Linked DNA regions of Homo sapiens: region 2 is linked to region 1. Evidence: chromatin contacts called from ENCODE Hi-C or POLR2A ChIA-PET data. All regions are on one chromosome and are shown on one strand. Each heading gives the region's core, a stretch centred on a gene start or an enhancer-like site at or near the end of the contact. The rest is flanking DNA. Distances are from core to core; before and after follow the strand shown. Region 1 holds the start of SERPINB6 (serpin family B member 6). Region 2 holds the start of TUBB2A (tubulin beta 2A class IIa).

The links. A loop is a pair of places that touch in the nucleus more often than their neighbours do. ChIA-PET counts read pairs that join two places held with the same protein, here RNA polymerase II (POLR2A). Pooled maps may share reads with other maps.
Region 2: a loop to region 1 is called in a pooled map, with 3 times the contacts of the local background. The contact joins the promoter of TUBB2A here to the promoter of SERPINB6 in region 1. A Hi-C loop is called at or near these places in 5 of 168 maps with a recorded cell type or tissue (CD4-positive, alpha-beta T cell, K562, naive thymus-derived CD4-positive, alpha-beta T cell and 1 more) and 9 of 50 pooled maps. POLR2A ChIA-PET finds 5 or more read pairs at or near these places in 7 of 52 experiments (CD4-positive, alpha-beta T cell, CD8-positive, alpha-beta T cell, HepG2 and 3 more).

What each region holds. Positions count from the first base shown.
Region 1 is chr6:2,967,789-2,974,885 of GRCh38, forward strand. SERPINB6 (serpin family B member 6) reads right to left here and starts at 3,779. Exons shown (of 7, transcript NM_004568.6): 1 at 3,745-3,779. RefSeq lists an enhancer at 3,560-4,084.
Region 2 is chr6:3,155,069-3,162,662 of GRCh38, forward strand. TUBB2A (tubulin beta 2A class IIa) reads right to left here and starts at 2,476. Exons shown (of 4, transcript NM_001069.3): 1 at 2,339-2,476; 2 at 976-1,084; 3 at 557-667. The coding sequence starts at 2,395. LOC105374889 (a long non-coding RNA gene) reads left to right here and starts at 2,633. Exons shown (of 2, transcript XR_926395.3): 1 at 2,633-2,685; 2 at 3,364-4,368. RefSeq lists silencers at 2,358-2,817, 7,589-7,594, cis regulatory regions at 5,080-5,674, 7,446-7,594 and an enhancer at 7,504-7,594.

The DNA of each region.
Region 1 (7,097 bases), core at 2,529-5,028:
AATTAAGAGATACTGGCAAGGTTGTGGAGAAAAGGGAACACTTACACACTGCTGGTGGGTGTGTAAAACAGTTCAACCATTGGGGAAAGCAGTGTGGCGATTCCTCAGAGCTAAAAACAGAACTACCATTCAACCCAGCAATCCCATTACTGAGTATACAACCAGAGGAGAGAGGAATAGAAATCATTCTCCCATAAAGATACACGCACGCGAATGTTCACCGCAGCACTATTCACAATAGCAAAGACATGGAATCAACCTAAATGCCCATGCATGGCAGATGGGATAAAGAAATTGTGGTACATATACACCATGGAATACTATGCAACCATAAAAAAGAATGAGATCATGTGTTTTGCAGAAACATGGATGGGGCTGGAGGCCATTATCCTTAGCAAACACACGCAGGGAACAGAAAACCAAATACCGCATGTTCTCACTTATGAGTGGAAGCTAAATGATGAGAACGTGGACACAAAGAGGGGAGCAACAAACACTGGGTCCTATCAGAGGGTGGAGGGTGAAGGGTGGGAGGAGGGAGAGGAAAAAATAACTATTGGGTACTAGGCTTAGTACCTGGGGGATGAAATAACCTGCACAACAACCTGCGACATGAGTTTACCTATGTCACAAACCTGCGTATGTATCCTGAACCTAAATAGAGGTTTAAAAGGTTAAAAAAAAAAAGAAGAAATCATATAAATGAATGTTCTCTTCTGACCTTATTCCCTCATTTACACTTTTCATCATGATATTTGATTCCATTTTGCCTTCTATACTAATTCTTTGGATACCACAATTATAGTTTATTGAGTCTTCCGTTCCCTGCGCTGCCTATCTCTGGGGTCCTTTTGTTATGGTGGCTGGTGTTTGCTTTATTTTATTTAGGTCTCTCTTTTGTACCTAGACTTTCCAAACATTCCTAACAACCCTTGGATGTCAGTACATAGTTAAGAGGAAAACACAAACAATGCTGGAAGTTCTGTTTACATGGAGGAAGTTCTGTTTACATGGACAGGACATGTCAGCTGGGAGCTTCACTGCAGTGTGCTCAAGGGATCAGCAGCTTTTTTGTCCGGGAACCAGCAAATGGGAGAACTCTTCGGTGTGGCTATCGGTGGTGTTCTGGAAGGAGATGGGGTGGAAGCAGATGGGGGTCGGGGGGCTTCTACTGGATCTGTAATCCCCTCACGTCCCCACTGCCTCCCCCACAGTGCCTGCAGGACCCTGAGTTTGAGCATTTTCATTATCACTTCGCAATAATGCATAAACACTGAACAATTAATCATAAAAAAGATTGGAGAGATCCAAATCCTAAAAGGAAAGAAAAAATAAATCCACATTTAAAGTTTACCACTCAAGATACTCCAAATATCAACAAATTATAAACAATCTAGTGAGATTTTTCTATCGAGGGCTTTCTGTTATCCTTTCAGCAAACGTGTGAGTAACAAGGATGCCTGTTTCACAGTCACGTTGCAAACTCAAGACCTGTCAATGGCTTTTTAAGGACCTACTTCTTTAGCTTCAGTAAATAAGATAGCTAAGTGTCCTTCATATATATATGTGAATACACATGTATATATGTACATAGACAAATATTTATGCAAAATTAATTGTTTCAAAATTTAAAAACTATACCATTTAAAAATAAAAAATGATATTTAATCACAGACATAAAAACTGGATATTAAAGTCTTATTAATGAACAATTTTATGTATTTTTTAAACAAGCCTAACAAATCTATCCTGGCATCACTTTTTTTTTCCTGTAGCATCACCAGTAACTGAGCAATGTTCACAATTGATTTTATTCAACTAATCAAGTCTTAATTTTTTTTTAGGTGTCACTATTGAATTGTGCTTCTCAACTTCTATTAAGGATGCCTTTATTTCCTACTAAATTTAACCATTTAAAGACTGGTTTAATGGAAACTTGGACTTCCTGCTTTGTCCCTCTGTTTCCTTGTGCAGTGTGTATGTGTGTGTGTGTGTGTGTTGTGTGTGTATGTGTTTAATATATCTGAGCAGCCTAACATATAAATGGGAGTTAAACATTATTTTCAGGCTAGGCGCAGTGGCTCACATCTGTAATCCCAGCACTTTGGGAGGCCAAGGCGGGCAGATCACGAGGTCAGGAGTTTGAGACCAGCCTGGCCAGCATGGTGAAACCCCATTGCTACTAAAAATACAAAAATTAGCCAGGTATGGAGCCCGGGAGGTGGAGGTTGCAGTCAGCCGAAATCGCACCACTGCACTCCAGCCTGGCAAAAAAAAAAAAAAAAAAAATTTTCTTTCTTTGGATGCCTTGGCTTAATCCCAAGTGCAGTAAGCCTGGAAATGTAAGGTGTGTGGTCTTCCCTGGGACCGTACAACATCTGCTTGGGTGCCCTTATTATTACATATGTGGAAAAGAATGTTGGTTCTATTCATGCTAATTTCACTCTACTGTTACTGGTCCGTGTTAACTGTTTCATGCTGAATTGTAATAAAATGCATTGGAATTGGCCTTAACTTAAAATACTTAGTTTACATAGTCGAGTATGACCAAAGTACTTTTCTCTTTGGTGGCACATCACAATGGATGCAATTACTCAGATACGGTCCTGAAATGAGAACAAACGCCATCTATGCTGATAACAGCAGTCACTGGTGTTAATCCCAGCACACATAAAAGCCCCAGCAATACAAGGCCGGCCCAGGACCTTAACTAGAAGGTCACTGAACACATCAGATCTCATCGCATCAGGCCTGACCCCCACCAGAAAGGATGCAGGCAGCTGCAGGGCTGTCATTAGGCACGAGAGCATCCCAGAAAGCAAAAGTGCCCAAAAAATGGACTCAGATGCCCCCTCGCATCTGAGTATTCCTGACAGCATGTGAACATTAATTATTAATTTTCTGTACCTCAGTTTTCCGAAGCCAATCTTTAGGACAAAAAAAAAAAAAAAAAAAAGGAAGAAAATAACTTAAATGCCAATTTGTAGTTAAAGTTTCCTCTTTGCCTTGAAGACATCAAAGCCTGTAATAGTTTGCCTGTAGGGAGTTTAATTCAAACACAGAGCGGTAAGGAGATCCGGGCTGGTCCACACGATCGTCTCCACAGGTCTGGGCGACCTGAAAGTGCTGCGGATTGGCCAAGCCCAGCACGGCCAGTCCAGTGAACACACGCAGGGGGCCCGGATGGCACCGTTTGGCGCCGAACCCCTCGGCCTCTCTCCGCCTCCCGCCCGGCTCCTAACACCCGGCGCCCCAAGACTGAGCACGCGTCCTCCGGGTCGCGGAGCGGGCGAGGGGTCACCGAGGCCGCGGGGCCGACCGGGGTCACCTGTGGCCCGGGAGGCTCTGCGCCGCCCCCATCCCGCGCCGGCCGCCTCTTCCGTGGGCGCTGGGCCTGGGCGCCCGGGGTCCTCGGGTCCGCGGCGTCACCGGCCGGGCTCGCGGCCACGCACGACTCACCCGGCCGCGTCGCCGTTCTCTGCCGCTGCGAGGCTCCGGAAGGGAACCCAAGCCGGACGCTCGCCCGGGCCCCCGCCCCGCTGGGACTGCTGGGGTCACAGCCCCGCGCGGCCACGCCCCATTCTCGGGGCTCCAGCGTCCCCGCGCGCCGTCGACCCACGCGCGTTCCCGGCCCCGCGCGACCCCCACCCTGCCCCCCTCCCCGCTCGCGCCCCCGGCTTTCCCGACTTTGGAGCGACAAACCCAAGCCAGCGTGTCCGAGCGGCTCCCAAGCCAGACACGTACTCCAGAGCGGGGAGCGAGCGAGCAGAACGGCGGGCAGAGGCGCCGGAGCCGCCCCGGACCTCAAATACTCGCGGGGAGGCGGGCGGAGTCCCGGGTCTCGAGCTACCGTCGCCCGTCCGGAGCGCGAAGGGAGAGGCGGGGCGGGACGTGCGGGTCAACCCCACCCGCCAGCCGGAGGGGCCGCGAGTCCTGCCCGGAGGCCTTGACTTTGACCACAGTACAGGGCCCCACCAGCGTGTTTATGGTGCCTCTGTGGAGACTGAATGCTGGCCTGTTTCCAGAAAAGGGCCGGCTCCTGATACACGGCCATCCACTGGGGAGTGCAGAACACGCATTTAAAAATGAGCAGACTAGATACAGGTCACAAAGACTTTGCTGATGAAACAGCTTGCGGCAAAGAAGCCAGCCAGGGGCGGGCGCGGGGCTCACGCCAGTAATCCCAACACTGGGAGGCCGAGGCAGGCGGATCACTGGAGGTCAGGAGTTCCAGACCAGCCTGGCCAACATGGCAAAACCCCGTCTCTACTAAAAATACAAAAATTAGCCGAGTGTAATGGCGCGTGCCTGTAATCTCAGTTGCTGGGGAAGCTGAGGCAGGAGAATCACTTGAACCCGGGAGGCAGAGGCTGCAGTGAGCCGAGATGGCGCCACCGCACTCCAGTCTGGTCCGTCTCAAAAAAAAAAAAAAAAAAAAAAAAAAAAAAAGTAGACTAAATAGCTTTTGCAAAGCAAAAGGAATAGTCAAGCAGAGTAAACAGACAACCTACAGAGTGGGAGAAAATCTTCACAATCTATACATCCGACAAAGCAGTAATATCCAGAATCTACAAGAAACTCAAACAAATTAGCAAGAAAAAAAAATCCCATCAAAAAGTGGGCTGGCATGAATAGACAGTTCTCAAAAGAGGATATGCAAATGGCCAACAAACAAGAAAAAATGCTCAACATCACTAATGATTAGGGAAATGCAAATCAAAACCACAATGTGATACCACCTTACTCCCGCAAGAGTGGCCTTAATCAAAAAATCAAAAACTCAAAAAATAATAGATGTTGGCGTGGATTTGGTGAAGAGGGAACACCTCTACACTGCTGATGGATAGTACAACCACTGTGGAAAATAGTATGGCGATTCCTTAAATAACTAAAAATAGAACTACCATTTGATCCAGCAATCCCACTACTGGGTATCTACGCAGAGGAAAATAAGTCATTATACAAAAAAGATACTTGCACACGCATGTTAATAGCAGCACAATTCGTAATTGCAAAAACATGAAACCAACCCAAATGCCCATCAATCAAAGAGTGGATAAAGAAACTGTGGTATGCGTATACGGTGGAATGCTACTCAGCCATAAAAAGGAATGAATTAATGGCATTGGCAACCTGGATGGGATTGGAGACTGTTGTTCTAAGTGAAGTAACTCAGGAATGGAAAACCAAACATTGTATGTTCTCACTCATAAGTAGGACCTAAACTATGAGGATACAAAGGCATAAGAATGATACAATGGACTTTGGGGACTTGGGGGAAAAGGGTGGGAAGGGAGTGAGGGATAAAAGGCTACAAATTTGAGTTCAGTGTATACTGCTAAGGTGATAGATGCACCAGAATCTCACAAATCACCACTAAAGAACTTACTTGGCAGGGCGCAGTGGCTCATGCCCGTAATCTCAGCACTTTGGGAGGCCAAGGCAGGCAGATCATGAGGTCAGGAGTTCGAGACCAGCCTGGCCAGCATGGTGAAACCCCCGTCTCTACTAAAAATATAAAAAAATTAGGCATGGTGGCACACATCTGTAGTGCCAGCTACTGAGGAGGCTGAGGCAGGAGAATTGCTTGAATCTAGCAGGCGGAGGTTGGTTGCAGTGAGCTGAGATCATGCCACTGCACCCCAGCCTGGGCAACAGAGCAAGACCCCATCTCAGGAAAAAAAAAAAAAAGCTTGCCATGTAACCAAATACCACGTGTTCTCCAAAAAACTATGGAAATAAAAAAACTAAAATATATATTAAATTTAAAAATAAATGTATATAAATGAGCAGAGCCCACATCATTGAGCCGTGTGTTCAAGGACTTCCAGTTCTCTCCAGGCATAGGAATTAGACCCCAGGGTACTGACAGGTTAGCCAAGTAAGTATGAAAACTCCATCTGCCATCTCAGACAGAGCAGTCTTGGAAAACAGAAACATCTAGCATAAATGGAAGTAGGGAAGATACTAGCCAGGTGTTTTACATGAGTTCAATTTTGAGAACTCAAGCTGTTTTACTCCCTCTGTGCTTACCCTAAGGCAGAGTTTCTCAACTGCGACACTGTTGACCGCATGAACCCGATAACTTGTGGTTGTGGGGGCTGTCCTGCCATCACACATGTTTCACAGAATCTCTGGAGGAGATTCACCAAGTGGATGCCAGGAGCAAACCACACGCCCCTCCCTAGTTGTGGCTTAATTAGTCTTAAGTGATATAAATTGCGAATATTTCCCCCAGCTTGTCATCTGTTTTCTGACATTGCTTCTGGTGATTTTGGCATACACTCTTTTAATGTAGTCAACTTTAATGATTTTTCCTTTATTGTTTCTGAGTCGTAGTTAGAAAAACTTTCTCTATTCACAAGGAGCAATCTCTTTTTTTTTAAAAAAAAGAATAATCTCTAGATTATAGAGTTCACTAATGTTTTCTTCTAGTATTTGCACAGTTTTATTTTTTATATTTAGATTGCTGATCCCTTTAAAGTTTATTCTGGTGTATGGGAAATATAGATCCAATTTTAACTCGCTTTCAAGTGACTTTCAGTTTTTCCACCTCTGTTTATTGAAAAACCATTTTCACTAATGTCTTCACATGCCACCTATGTTATATATCAAATAGCTGCATATACTTGGGTCTGATTCTGAACTTTCTAAACTTTCTATTTGGTTCTGTTGGTCAGATTCTTTCAGTTATAGAGGTTTTCTCTTATGATTCAATATCTCGTACAGCGCATTCTCCTTACTGCTCTTCTGCTTCAGATTTTCCTGGCTCTCCTTGTTGCTTTTTCTCCCATACAAACTTTTTTTTTTTTTTTTGAGCTGGAGTCCCTCTCTGTCACCCAGGCTGGAGTGCAGTGGTGCGATCTTGGCTCACTGAAACCTCCATATCCTGAGTTCAAGCGATTCTCATGCCTCAGCCTCCCAAGTAGCTGGTATTACAGGCGCATGCCACCACACCCAGCTAATTTTTGTATTCTTAGTAGAGATGAGGGTTCACCATGTTGGCCAGGCTGGTCTCAAACTCCTGAACTCATGATCCACCCTCCTCAGCCTCCCAAAGTGCTGGGATTACAGGTGTCAGCCACCGCACCCGGCCT
Region 2 (7,594 bases), core at 1,226-3,725, 190 kb after region 1:
TTTCTATGTCAGTGACCTCAAAAACACTGGGGATCATAATAAAGTAAGAAGTAAGTTTAGCTCATCTGAGGCTATTGATTGAGGAAGAGGATAGGGTTAGAAAACTTAATTGGTTCTGAAATACATACATTTTTAAGAGGCATTCTCTTTATACTCAACTACAATTAAACAGGCAAGGTGAAGGCAGTGTGACCAGCAGAGAAGGTGGCCTCAGCATCTGTCTAGCTCTGGTCATAACCTGTGCTTTTGGCCCCTGGCTCTTTGAAGTCCTTTCAAGTTGCCTATAGCCTATGAAGCCTGGCTTGAAGCTTTTCCTTGCTCTTTCTTCCTTCCAGTCTGAGGCTGCTCTGCAATGGGAGGGCTGCAGCAGCCCTCTGCAGGCTGGCGTTGATCTGTGAGCCATGACCACCCATGGACTGCATGGAGCTAGGCCAGGACTCAGGGCTGCCGTGGACACAGTGTCACCTTGGCACTGAACACTAAGAACTGTGCTTTGCAGGGCTGTTAGGAAGAAGGTGTGTCATTTGGCCAGTTCCCAGTGATCATGACTACATACCGAACACGAAGTTGTCTGGTCTGAAGATCTGGCCGAAGGGTCCAGACCTGACAGAGTCCATGGTGCCAGGCTCCAGATCCACCAGGATGGCCCGAGGTACATATTTGTTACCTGCAGGAAATAAGAACTGACTCAGGCCTGTGCTTGGGGAGGGACTCACAGCAGCATTCAATTCCAGCATCTGAGACAAAAGGAGAACAGGAGATTTTCTGCTTTTAAGAAAAAGGAGGTCCTGAGTGTGCTTAGCCGTGGCAAACAGGCAGGAATCTTAGGAAACCATAAAACATGTTTTTCCAGCAGTTGGCATTTGAAATGAATATGCAAGAAGCATGCCTTTGTCACGTGCATGTTCCTGGGACGTTTCATCTCCCACATCATGGAAAGCAAGGATTCCTGGGCACACACATCCCGCTACTCACCAGCAGCCTCATTGTAGTACACGTTGATTCTCTCCAGCTGCAAGTCACTGTCTCCATGGTAACTGCCTGTGGGGTCGATCCCATGCTCATCGCTGATGACCTCCCAAAACTGAAATGAAAAAAGAACCACACCATGGCTCTGCATCCTGAATGTCACTAAGGATGGCCTTGTCCTCCTCCCATGTCCTTGGAACAGGGGCTTTTGTGGTCAGACAGTTAGTAAGTGCTAGACAGAGAGCAAAGAGCTGCACCCCCTATTTCCTGCAGCAGCCGCTGCTGAGGGGCTTGAAAATCCGCAGAGCATCGGCCATATTATGGGGATAGACTGAAAGGCTGGGAGGGGCCCTGGAGGAGGAGGGGACACAGCAGATGCCCTTCTAGGGAGAGGGTGGGGAGAGTAGAGAAGTGGAGAAGGGGTACAGGGAGGCTGTGTCACCCCAGGCAGGGCTGAATGCCATTGCATCCGGGATGATTGATGGGTCGTGGCAGGCCAAGGACAGGGGGACCCACTCTGTGGCTGCCTCCAGGGATCAAGCTCTCTTGGCACAGATCCCAGGCACTCCTGCAACAGTGCAGGTTTAAGCCACCGATCTACATGCTGGCACTGACCACCGGAGGGACTGGGCGAAGGGCAGCAGGAGCCTGGGAGGGCACCTGGGCGGCAGTGGAAGGAGCTGGCCATCGTGAGGGCGCTGGCTGCATTGTGAATTTGCGGCGGGGAGGCTGGGTGGGCAACATGGCGGTTCTCAAAGAGACCACGTCCTTGTACTGGCGCCCGCCCCCACCCATGCACCAGACCCGCTGCTGCCTCCCACACAGCGGTCGGTAATTGCAGCCCCCACCCAGCGCAGTCACCTGCCGCCTCGGGGACTGGCAGCAAGACTATCGCGTTGTATGTCATCATGTCAAGACAGTGCCCGAGCAAGGGAATTTATCTAACACCCTTGCCTGTACGACCCAAAGGGACGCCTCTGTTACATCTGCCAGTCCAGTGACACTGCATGTTTTCATTCAAACCGTAGAGAAAAATATACAAATTAAATTCACATGAAGCTAGCGCAATAAATATGACCGTACCCCCGACCCAAGTTTCTGAGACAAATACACCCAGGGGAATGCCAACCGCGTCCCGCAGAAGGGCTGTGTCCCAGGGAAATCGAAAGGCCCCCGATTAAACGCACACACAGCTGCGGCGCTGCGGGCATCCTGGCGGGTCATGCAGCCTCCCGGACCCCGCCCGGCGGCCTCGCCGCGGAATGTGCCACCCGGCCAGCCCGGGGCCGCCGCGGCCTCCAGCCCCCGCCCCGGCCCCAGCCCGCACCCTCGGTCCCAACCCCGGGCCCCTCCGTGGCGGTGAGCCCACCTTGGCGCCGATCTGGTTGCCGCACTGGCCCGCCTGGATGTGCACGATCTCGCGCATGGTGCCGGCTGCGGAGCGGGTGGCGCTGGCCCTCGGAGCGGTGCGCGGCGTGGACCGGCGGGCTGGGCTGCGCAGAGACCTGCCGCCGCCCCCCCAGCTCGGTCTTTTATACCCGGGGACCCGCCCTGCCCGGTGACGTCATGACGGGCGGGGCTGTGGCCGCGGGGGCGGTGCGGCTGGGACTGCGGCACCGCGAGGGGGAGCCGGGGCGCGGTGCGAGGTGTGGGGGCGCTCGCCCTATTGCTGCTGCCGCTGGGTCTAGGGTGGGCGGCCGGCCTCGCGGTCCGGCGGTGAGTGCGGTGCCCGGGCCTCGGGCCCAGCCGCAGCCCCCTGCCCGATCCACGGGCACGGGCGACCCCTGGCGCTGGGTCCTCCGCTCACGCCGCGATCCCCACCCCGAGCCGCCCACTCTGGACCCCCGAGGGGGGCTGGGGACCGGGGGCCCCGGAACCAGGGGGAGGGGCTGCCTCGGAACAGGGTCCTCGCCTCCTAAGGACGGGAAGAGGCGTCGAGTACCCTTTGGAGTAGGGGGCCGGAAATTGAAGACCCATTTGCAGTGGGCTCTCCAGCGGGTGGCAAAGGTTTCCCGCATCCTGGGCAGGGTCCTGGACGCCGTTTGTGGGGGTGGGGTGGGCAGCGTGGAGAGGAGTGGGGGGCCGCGGGGAGCCGACGGGCAGCTGCCTGAAAGGAATGCCAGGATGGCGGGGTGGGCGGCCTTTCGCCCCTGCAGGGGAGGAAGATGGCTTGGTCGGGGGCGGGGGTTGGGGGGGCTATCAAAGGGCTGGATTTGTCACATGTCCGCTTTGGGCTCCTGCGTCCTTGTAAAGGCCTTTTAAATGTGGAAAATTCTGCGGGTGTGTGTGTGTGTGTGTGTGTGTGTGTGTGTGTGTGTCAGAGAGGAAAGACAGGAGGAATATATCTGCCACGTTGATGTGTCAGCTGATGGCCCTGCCCCTTACACCCCTTAGGTCGCCTGATCCTCACAGAAGCTGTCGGAGCTAGGCTGGCCAGTTCGGTAGACCCTAGGCACGGTGGCTGCCGAGCATTGAAACGTAGGTAATCTGAACTGAGATGGGCTGTTAAGTGTGAAGAACACACTGGCTTTTATGGGCTCAGTAAGTTAAAATAATGTGAAATATTTCATTACTGATTCTTAAATATTGATGGTCTATCAAAATAATAGTGTTTTGGATACATTGTGTTAAATGACTTGTTTTGAAATTAGAAAATGTAAAATTACATACTTGGTTTCCATTTGCTGCTCACTTACGCATATTTTTGTTGACTACCACCGGCTTCTGGTAAGCATTATTACTACCCCAATTTCATAGCTCCGAAAGCGAGGTTGAAAGACCTGACCAGCCACAAAGCTAGGAAGGGAAGGAATCTAAAGCCTTTGTATAAATAAAAAGCCCAGGTGAGTTTTAAAGGCTTGGGTGGGCTGTGGTAAGGACCTGACTTAATTATTCACAAAGATGGCCCTGCACGGTGGACTAGGTAACAGGGGCTTGGGGACTGCCTTTGGTTCCCAGCACATTCCAACTATATAATGATGATAATTACAGGTGCCTTGGAGCTGGCTTTGTGGTAGGAGATGAGAAGCCATATATGAAAGCACATTGAGTTTATGGAGTAAAAATGCCTTGGTAAAACCCAAGGTGATGGGCTGGGCGCGGTGGCTCACGCCTGTAATCCCAGCACTTTGGGAGGCTTAGGCGGGTGGATCACGAGGTCAGGAGATCGAGACCATCCTGGCTAACACGGTGAAACCCCGTCTCTACTAAAAATACAAAAAAATTAGCCGAGCCTGGTGGCAGGCATCTATAGTCCCAGCTACTCGGGAGGCTGAGGCAGGAGAATGGCGTGAACCCGGGAGGCGGAGCTTGCAGTGAGCCGAGATGGCGCCACTGCACTCCAGCCCAGGCGACAGAGCCAGACTGCGTCTCAATAAAAAACAACAACAAAAAACCCAAGATGATGCTGTCATTCCTAATGTGCACCCTACCTGCCACCTCAATAGTTGGTCTGTATCGGAGGTGGAAACTAAAGCCAGATGTCTGTGAGTAGCCTCTTAGGCCAAGTTAGGTCTTAATCACCCCAGCTTTAGGAAGCGCCCAGCATCCTCCCAGATGTAGGTAGGCAGGTGCCTAGTGCCTCTTCTCAGGGTGGGGACAGATTTCCTAGAATTTCTCCTCCTCTCTCCCCTCTCCCTGCTGCTGGGCCCCCAGTGGACAACCTGTCCCTCGGATGCTACTCCCAGGTACCCAGGGCTTGACCTCCACCTTCTCCCCACCCCCACCCCAACTCTCACATCTTGGCTCTTCACCACAGCCGGAGCCTTCCAGATCCTCTCCAGAGAATGGCTCTCCTTGGGGTACCTTCACTCATTACACAGTTCTGAAAAGATTTTTCCAGAGATAATTGCTTCTTGGCCTTTGTGTTTTAATTCAGCGTGAAATCTGAGGCCAAATAGGAGCAGAGGATGAGACCTGAAAGGGACAGCACTAGGGACACGGGGACCCCTAGCAGCTGGGCGTTTCCCGGCCTGTGGAGCATGTGCCCACTCTGCTGTTCCTAGCTCAGTCCTCCAGCAAGTCACTGCACCTCTCTGAGCTTCTCTGGAAATGGGTTTTTCTTACGTTGGGGAGCTGGGAGGCACTGTGCGTGAACTGGACATTAGTGAGCGCACAGAAAATAAATCCATGGCAGTGTTCACGGGCGCAGGCCAGGTACCTGATTGTCTGCTCTGGATCGCTGGCAGTGAATGTTCTGCCCAAGTCGGCCTTCTCCTGCCTGGCAGTTCACGCCCAGCCTACTTCTCTCTGACGCGCTCCTCCCTCGGTGCCGCCCGTGATGTGTGTTAGTATATAATCAGAGAAACTCACACGCGGAGTTTTAAATAATGCCTGCCCTGCCTAAGGTGACTCATCTGAGGCCGTGAGTTCCTGCTCTCCCCTCCCTCGCGGCAAGTGTAGATATCCCCAACCCCACCTCGCTGTCACTAAGCAACTCGACCTTGTACAGCACCGATGCAGATAATAACAGGAGGAAATAGAGCCTGCTAATTGTCCCCTTCCCTAGAATAGGTTTTTAAGGAGCAATCTCTCCCCTTTCATGTATTTTTCAGTGTCTAAAGAGGAGCAGCTCCACCGGCTGTTGGGTGGGCCGGGGATGGGGAAGGGGAAGAGGACCAACCTCCTCCAGCCTCAAGTCACTTCCTGCTTTAGACAGGATGCCACTCGCAGTGTCTGAGCCACCCCTACCCTGAAGGCATCATTGGCGGGGTGAGGGGCGGGGGGCGGGGAAGGGCAGGTGTAATGACAAAATTCAGACTAGAGAATGTGTTCCAGGTAGGAGGCTGAGCCACATCTGTCTTTCACAAAAGGACATAAGCTCTTACCCTTTTGCCTGCCCTTCCCGCCTGCTGCTTCAGAGGGCCCAACGAGAAGGGTCCTGGTGAGAATGTTCTAGTGAAACGTACCCTGTGAATATGTGGTGTTATGATGATATCGTTACTGTTCACTGATGCCATCTCTAAGGGTGACAGTCGTGATCTAGTTGAAATAGATTTAGTTGGTCCAAGTAAGAGAGTCCTGGAACTTCAAAAACACTAGTTTCCTCTGCAGAATGATGAAAACCCAAGGACCATCCCAGCAATACAATTGTCTAAATTTGTATGGTACAGTCTTGCATCCTGTTTGTGCCCTCAGAGAACTAGCCACACTCTCCGCTCCAACTTCTCTTTCCCATGAAACTCATCCAGTGCAGCCCCTGTCTGCTATTTTTTAAATAAAAGCATCTCTTTATGAAGATGGAAGAATTTTGTTCAAAGCATTTAAGGGGATGTAACCTTTTCAAAAGGTTACCTAAAATAAAAGTCTGAACTCCAATTAAATTTAATTTTAAAATATCAACCCCACCAAAGTTTACAATTTTTTTTTTTTTTTGCATCAGATGACTATAATAATACAGAGTAAATATATAGAAGATTTTTAGCCACTTTCTGGAATGGGCCATGCCCCAGAATGTGACATTCATATTACAAGTGTCGATCTGGGGCCTTTCAAAACTGAAGATGTCATTTTTTGTTTTTTTTTGAAATGGAGTCTCGACTAGGCTGGAGTGCAGTGGCATGATCTTCGCTCATTGCAACCTCTGCCTCCCAGGCTCAAGCGATCCTCTCGCTTTAGCCTGCCGAGTACCTGGGATTACAGGCGTGCACCACCATGCCTGATTAATTTTTGTATTTTTAGTAGAGGCAGCGTTTCACCATGTTGGCCAGGCTGGTCTCAAAGATGTTATTCTTGATGTCAAATTCTCATTAAGCTATAACCCCCCAAGTTTTTTTTAAATACATACAATGTACACAGCAATTATATATACATATATCTTATATACATATTTCCTGATTATAAAATTAGAAACACTTAGAAAGTACTAAAGAGCACAAGTGTATCCCCTGTTCTCGAGATTTTTTTAAATGCTTGATGTATTATATTCCTTTGTGTTTTTCCTATTCATGGGCTGTTTAGGTGTTTTTGTTCCTTTATAACTTTTTTTTTTTTGCCTTCAACATTAAGAGTGAAGAAATACTATATCTTCTTCTGCTATGACTTAGACATAATCTCACAAATTCTCAAAAATATGTAACCTACTCCCAACTGTCATTCTCCCCATAATCTGAGGTGTCCAGAGCATACCGAATTATCTACAGAGCAAACTCATCTCTGCTTCCCATGACTAAGGCCGTTTAGAGGACTCAGTGCCCTCCTGCCGCGTTCCCTGACTGTTGAAAAGCACAGGGCCTAGAGTTGATGGACTGGGTGCAAATCCTCACTGTCACTTCTTAGCTGTGTGACCTCGGCAAGTTACTTAACCTCTCTCTGCCTTAGTTGCCTCATCTGTAAAGTGACAGTAATAATAGTACCCGCTTCCTGGGGTTGTGATAAAGACTGAATGAATATGTGAAAGCACTCACAATACCACCTGCCCCACAGTGTTATATAAATATTAGCTATTATAACGGGTTAATCCCGTCCTCCCCCCACTCCCTCCCTCCCTCCCTTTTTTTCTCCCTCCTTCCCCTCCCTCCCTGGAGCTCTTCTGGAATCAGGACTCAACTCCAGAGCCACTTGCGAGGCTCCCATGCGGCGAGACTGCGGTCTCCGCTGGCCGCACGCTCTTCTGCATACAGCTCCG